Linked DNA regions of Homo sapiens: region 2 is linked to region 1. The links are chromatin contacts, found by Hi-C or POLR2A ChIA-PET in ENCODE. All regions are on one chromosome and are shown on one strand. Each heading gives the region's core, a stretch centred on a gene start or an enhancer-like site at or near the end of the contact. The rest is flanking DNA. Distances are from core to core; before and after follow the strand shown.

Region 1 (3,554 bases), core at 576-3,075:
GTGGGCAGATCACTTGAGGTCAGGAGCTCGAGACCAGCCTGACTACCATGGCAAAAGAGTCTCTACTAAAAATACAAAAATTAGCCAGGTGTGTTGGCACATGCCTGTAGTCCTAGCTACTTGGGAGGCTGAGGCAGGAGAATTGCTTGAACCTGGGAGGCGGAGGCTGCAGTGAGCCAGGCACGGTGGCTTATGCCTGTAATCCCAGCACTTTGGGAGGCCGAGGAAGGCGGATCACGAGGTCAAGAGATCGAGACCATCCAGGCCAACATGGTGGAACCCCGTCTGTACTAAAAATACAAAAATTAGCTGGGTGTGGTGGTGCATGCCTGTAGTCTCAGCTACTCAGGAGGCTGAGGCAGGAGAATCTCTTGAACCTGGGAGGCGGGGGTTGCAGTGAGCTGGGATCTTGCCACTGCACTCCAGCCTGGCGACAGAGCCAGACTCCGTCTCAAAAAAAAAAAAAAAAAAAAAAAAAAAGCAGACAAAACCTAGATGTTTTAAAATTTTTAAAATAAATCCTGTAGATGTTTTAAAGTTTTAAAAATACATCATGCCCATAATTCCAGCACTCTGGGAGGCTGAAGCGGGAGGATCTCTGGAGGCCAGCATGGGCAACATAGTGAGACCCTGTCTCTACACAAAATAAAAAAACAAGCCAGGTGTGGTGGTGCACACCACGGCTACTGTGGAGACTGAGGTGGGAGGACCACTTGAGCCCAGGAATTCGAAGTTACAGTGAGCTGTGATGGTGTCACTGCATTCCAGCCTGTGACAGAGCAAGACCTTGTCTCTGCAAGGAAAAAAATCATCCTGTAAAATTACTTTTTGTTGTACTCAGACTGAGGAAAACCTTTGCTGGAGGTTTGAAAGCAAATCTATGATGTATTAGCAGAACCAGAAAGTCCTTCCTGTGGAGATGGGACCTTTTCGGTATTGTCATTTTTGGATTTTAGTGCACAAACTTCTCATGATTGAGTTTCGGCTTTTGAGAGCCATGACCAAGTGGTAGGTAGGGCATGAAAGAAGAAAACAAATCTCCTGACCTTAGCATAATGTGTCACAGTACTTTAGGCCCCTTAGCCAAGGCGGGAGATAAGAAGGCAATAAGGAAATGGTTGGATGAATCACTGTGCCCCAGTGGCAAAAATGTCCTGAAGCAATTTGGATGAAAGTGAGAAAGTGGATATGACAAATGCTGCTCTACACTAACCGGATTGGTTGTGCCCCCACCACCCACACCCTCCCCAACTACAGGACTTCCTTCACCACTGTGCATTTTCCACTGAGATGCTCTCCTGAAAGCAAGTTTCAGCAAGAGGCTGGAAAGGCCTCTCAGAGAGAAGGCTGAGCTGGCAGTGATCAGGGAGCCCCCGGGCATTTGGCAGCCGTCCACAGTAAGACCGGCAGATGGAGCCTTCATCTGGCAAGAAACTGGGGAAGCTGGCGGTGTCGTCAGGTGCAAGCTTCAGTGAGAAGTGCCAGCACTCTGAGAAGATGCACAGAAATACAGAAGCAGCTCCCGTAGGAGAAGGAATGGAGGCCGCACGCGGTAGCTCACGCCTGTAATCCCAGCACTTTGAGAGGCTGAGGTGGGTGGATTACTTAAGGTCAGGAGTTTGAGACCAGCCTGACCAACATGGTGAAAACCCGTCTCTACTAAAAATACAAAATATTATCCAGGCGTGGTGGTATGTGACTGTAGTCCGAGCTACTCGAGAGGCTGAGGCAAGAGAATCACTTGAACTCAGGAGGTGGAGGTTGCAGTGAGCCAAGATGGTGCCATTGCACCTCCTGCCTGGGCAATAGAGCAAGACTCTGTCTCAAAAAAAAAGGAATGGAGAAAACATAGCCATAGCTCTGGGAGTAGGAACAGAAGCAAGCAAGCTGACTGCCAGTCGGGTTCTTTCTTCTGGAAAAGGCTCTGGGTTGAAGCTGTCTTCTCTCTGAGGCTCAAGAAGCTGGGCATGGAATTAACTCCGTCAACCAAAAATACAGTTCTAAGTCCCACCCCCCAACCATCTGAATGGACTTTCTCCTTGGCCAGGGCGCTCTTAAAATGTAACCTCAGAGACCGGTTCCGGCCAGGAACGGGAAGTGCCTCATTATACCCGCTGGCATTAACATCAACACAGACCTTACTGATAAGAATCATTTACCATCTATTCTCTGAAGCCTGCGACCTTTTCTCTCCATAATCCCTTATCTTAACCCAGACATTTCCTTTCTATTGATTCCAGGTTTTTAGATAAACTCAACCAATTGTCAACAAGAAAATTTGTAAATCTACCTATAAGCCGGAAGCGCCCCCCACCTTCGAGTTGTCCCACCTTTCTGGACCGAACCAACGTATTTTTTAAACATACTTGATTGAAGTCTCATGTCTCCCTAAAATGTATAAAACCAAGCTGCACCCTGACCACCTTGCACACATGTTCTTGGACCTCCTGAGGGCTGTGTCAGGGGCCATGGTCACTCATATTTGGCTCGGAATAAATCTCTTTAAATATTTTTGAAAATAGTTTGTCTCTTCGTAGACAATTCTGTGGGCTTGCAGGTATCGCCCCTGGTCAGCGGTGTATTCAGTCGCTGTGCCATCCCCCATGTGGCTACAAGAACAAAAGCACCTTCTTAAGCCCAAGAGATACAGTGGTTACTCCCATGAGTCCTTGGACACCTTCACCAAACGGCACTAGTAAGTGGCTCCTCTAGGCCGGGAGGAACGGAGAAGGCACAATACCAGCTTGGCTCACTACTCCAGGAGACCCCTGGGGTAAGGGGCTTGAGCACAGGCTCACCACTTCCCCACCACCGCCACCCTTATTTGGTCTGTGAAACTCCAGGGGGAGTCTTTATGGGAAGATGCATTCCTTCCAATATGTCATCGAGTGCTTACTTAGCCATCTCCTTTTCAAGACCTGGGTCTACTTGCTGGCCCCTGAACTGCTCCACACCCTTCTGTGCCTTCTGATTGTCCACGTGCTCAACTTGTTGGAACATAGGAGATAAGCTATCTAGGGTTCCGGCCTCTCCCTGAGACAGGTAGAGACTGCGTGATCAGGTGCTGAGGGGCTGCTATGTTCCGGAGGTCAGGTGACATTCCACCTGAGGCCTGGGGACATGGCATTCTATATTGACTGCTGTCGCTGTTCTCGCTGATGCTGGTTTGGTGTAAGAGATGATAAGAAAGCATCTTCCCTACGAATTGCAGGGAAGCAATTCTGGGCCTAGCCTCCCAAAGTGCTAAGATTACAGGGGTAAGCCACGGCACCTGGCCACCCTTCTTCTTTTTTTTTTTTTTCAGACAGAGTCTTGCTCTGTCACCCAGGCTGGAGTGCAGTGGCACTATCTCGGCTAGCTGCAAGCTCCGCCTCCTGGGTTCATGCCATTCTCCTGCCTCAGCCTCCCGAGTAGCTGGGACCACAGGAGCCCGCCACCATGCCCGGCTAATTTTTTTTTTTTTTTTTTGAGACGGAGTCTCGCTCTGTCACCCAGGCTGGAGTGCAGTGGGGCAATCTCCACCTCCCAGGTTCACACCATTCTCCTGCCTCAGC
Region 2 (3,554 bases), core at 708-3,207, 330 kb after region 1:
ATGTCAGCATATATCCATTAACTTCATGCACCAATTCCTTTCCCTGCATAGAGACCCGCCTAAGCTCAGGGACTTTTGTTTATTTCATCTTTGTATTGTCACCAACCACACAGCAGGGGTGGAATAAACGTTTGTTAAATACGTCAAGGAAAGATGCAACAAATCTTTGAGTTTAGCTAAACCATTTTGGGAACCATTCCCATTTTTAGATCTAGACAGTAAGCTTTCAGAGTTGAACTCCCACCATGAGCTGCTGCTGGGATTGATGTTTTTATAACTCAACAGTTTGAATTCGTCAGACAACCTAAATATGTCACTGTGAACTTCCTCTCGTAGAATGATAATCAAAATGTTAAATGAAATAAGTGTGCATTCTGATTCCTGAGATGACAATTTTCTGTTTGAGAGGAGTCCGTTTATACTCACCCTGTTTCTTATCTCGAAGGCGGTTCTACAGATAAATTTTCCTTAAGACCGAGGAATCTCTTTAAAAACATTTTTTAATGTAAAGCCTTGTCACACTAATTTTTGTAGACAAAATACATTTTATCCTTGTTTATATATATTGTGTCCACTTATTTGACACTTCAAAGATGTTTTTTGGAGTACTTTGGCCCACTTTCCACTTAGAGAAACTGTGGTTCCTAACCAGGTTGATTCAAGCAATATTAACTGACTTAGATTTTGTGGGTTCCCTGACGCTTGGGTGTTTACAATGTGGTGTATATGAGATGTAAACCCCTCAATTTGATTATGTTGGCTATGATTTTCTTGGTTATGATACCATTTGCCCAATGTAGGCATTAAAAATAGCCTAGAATTCAGGTCATTAAGGCCTCATTTTCTATGAATTTTTAACAGTATTTTGTCTACATTAAAAATTATTTTGGAGGATTAATGAGGTTTAATTGAGGAGACTCACTATTTCTCCATTGTGTTTAACTTCTTCAATTACAAAAGCAATGTTTTTGCCACCGGTTCTGATAATAGGATTTAAAGATTTGAATTTCATTGCAACGTAATACCTTCTAATCAGGATATTCAGCTCTTTTCATAAAACTAGAATAGTGTCATCTGAAAAGTTGATCCTTTTAGGTAAACAATGCACACTCTTTGTTTTACCATGCCTTAAAAATATCACATGTTGGAATAAACAAACCTTAATCCCCTATTAACACTGCAAATACTAAAAATAAGATAAAATTATTTGGAGAAAGAAGGTTGTTTTTTGGAGTTAAAAGAGACTTCCTGTAAGAAGACAAACAACTCAATAGAACATGGGAAAGAGACTTGACATTTCTTAAAAGAAGTGATACAAATGGCCCACAAGCCAGTGAAAAGATTCTCATTGTCATTAGTCATTAAGGAAATGCAAGCTAAAACCACGACTACATACCACTTCACACCCACTAGGATGGTCATAATTTTAAAAAATAGAAAATAAGTGTTGTTAAGTATGTAAAGAAACACAGCACATTGCTGGTAGAAGTGAAAAATGATATAGCTGCTGTGGAAAATGCTTTCCTTTCAAGGCATCTCAATAAGTTAAATCATAACCCCCAGCAATTTCATCCTAGGTATATGCCCTTGAGAACTGAAAACAGGTGCACAAATAAAAACTTGCACATTAATGTTTTCAGCAGCACAAGTCACCATAGCCAGAAGGTGGAAGCAACCCTCATGCCCATTAAGCAGCTGAATGAATAAACAAAATATGGGATACAGTGGAATATTATTCAGCCTTGAAAAGAAAGGACTGATACACGCTGCAACATGGATGACCCCCGGACGCACTATGTTAGGTGAGAGAAGCCTAACGCAAAAGGCCACTGTAATAGAATATTTCACAAGTTCTATCTTGACCCAATTTTGAGTCAAGCTAAAACTTGGCTAAAAGTCTTGCTGCCCCTTTGTGGACAGTTTGCTAACTCTCCATCCCGGCGACTTCACACCTCAGGTTCTTGTTGTTCACGGGTGCTATCCTGTCTTATTTCACAAATGCTGTCTTGATCCTGTTTTGAGGTCATGGTAGTAAAATCATATTTCACAAGTGCTGTCTTGACTCAGTTTTGAGGTCATGTCTACACCTCTCAATTTCCCTTCATGGGCAGTTTGCTAAGGCTCCACCCTAGCCACTTCCTTTCTTGGGCTGTAGCACTCTGGATTTCTGTTCATACACACTCAACTGCAAGAGGCCCCAAGGTACCCACAGCCAGGGACTGGCTCTTCTTCCTGGGGCCCATGGAATTATTCAGAATACCCAATCTTTAGGAAGCCCACAACACCCAGCTAACCCCACCCTGTTTGTCATACATAAGCTGCTTCTACAGTTCCAGCTTGCTGTTACCCTGTCCCCAGGTGTGGTCCTGCATGGTAGCGTTTTTGAGTGTCCGGCCATGCAAAGGAACTGTAATTATACCTTATATCATATAATCACAAAACAGCCACATACTGTATAATTCCATTTGTATGAAATACCTATAGTAGGCAAATCCATACAATAGGGAGCAGACGGCCGGGCGTGGTGGCTCATGGCTGTCATCCCAGCAGTTTGGGAGGCTGAAGCTTGTGGATCACTAGAGCCCAGGAGTTCGAGACCATCCTGGGCTACATAACAAAACCTCATCTCTATTAAAAAAAATACAAAAAAATTTAGCCAGGCATGGTGGCCTGTGCTTGTGGTTCCAGCTACTAGGGAGGCTGAGGTGGGAGGATCACTTAAGCCCAGGAGGTGGAGGTTGCAGTGAGCTGAGATTGTGCCACTGCACTCCAGCCTGGGCAACAGAGCAGGACCCTGTCTCAAAAACAAACAAACAAACAAAAAACACAGTAGACAGCAGATTTGTGGTTGCCTGGGCTGTGAGGAAAAAGAGTAGAGAATGACTTCTTAATGGGTACAGAGTTCCCATTGGGATGATAAAAATGTTCTGAAATTAGGTAGTAGTGATGGCTGCACAACACCATGAATGTTCTTAATACCAAAAATGGCATATTTTATTATGTGTATTCTACCACAATAAAAAACTGCAAGTCCAAAAATAAGACGGGGTCTAAGAAAAGAGAATGCAAGTACATTTAAAAATATCCTAATTTTCGGCAGGGCGCGGTGGCTCGTGCCTGTAATCCTAGCACTTTGGGAGGCCGAGGTGGGAGGATCACAAGGTCAGGAGATCAAGACTATCCTGGCTAACACGGTGGAACCCCGTCTCTACTAAAGATACAAAAAATTAGGCTGGCATGGTGGCGGGCACCTGTAGTCCCAGCTACTCGGGAGGCTGAGGCAGGAGAATGGCTTGAATCCGGAAGGCAGAGCTTGCAGTGAGCCGAGATCGTGCCACTACACTCCAGCCTGGGCGAAAGAGCGAGACTCCATCTCAAAAAACAAAAAAAATTCCTAATTTTCCAGTGGAATTGTCTACCAAAGGAAAAAAAAAAGAATATATAAAATAAAATATTCTAATTCCCTGAGTACAAGAAAACAAAGTTTTATCAATTTCTCTAAGTGCGCATGACTGATTTTTCTAAAAATAACCTGACTTTGTTGTCTAAAGTAG

The links. Hi-C counts contacts between places; a loop is a spot of excess contacts on that map. ChIA-PET counts read pairs that join two places held with the same protein, here RNA polymerase II (POLR2A). Pooled maps may share reads with other maps.
Region 2: a loop to region 1 is called in a map of Ramos, with 2.1 times the contacts of the local background. The contact joins two enhancer-like sites. A Hi-C loop is called at or near these places in 3 of 168 maps with a recorded cell type or tissue (HAP-1, OCI-LY7 and Ramos), 1 of 37 single-sample maps with no recorded cell type and 8 of 50 pooled maps. POLR2A ChIA-PET finds 5 or more read pairs at or near these places in 1 of 52 experiments (activated CD4-positive, alpha-beta T cell).

The regions. Positions count from the first base shown.
Region 1 is chr3:141,939,191-141,942,744 of GRCh38, forward strand. No RefSeq gene overlaps it. Among named protein-coding and RNA genes, the nearest start is that of ATP1B3, 64 kb to the left of the region's middle. Within about 2 kb of position 1,826, at least 5 of the 41 ENCODE cell types and tissues checked have a DNase peak (open chromatin) inside an H3K27ac peak, as active enhancers do.
Region 2 is chr3:142,268,579-142,272,132 of GRCh38, forward strand. No RefSeq gene overlaps it. Among named protein-coding and RNA genes, the nearest start is that of GK5, 45 kb to the left of the region's middle. Within about 2 kb of position 1,958, at least 3 of the 41 ENCODE cell types and tissues checked have a DNase peak (open chromatin) inside an H3K27ac peak, as active enhancers do.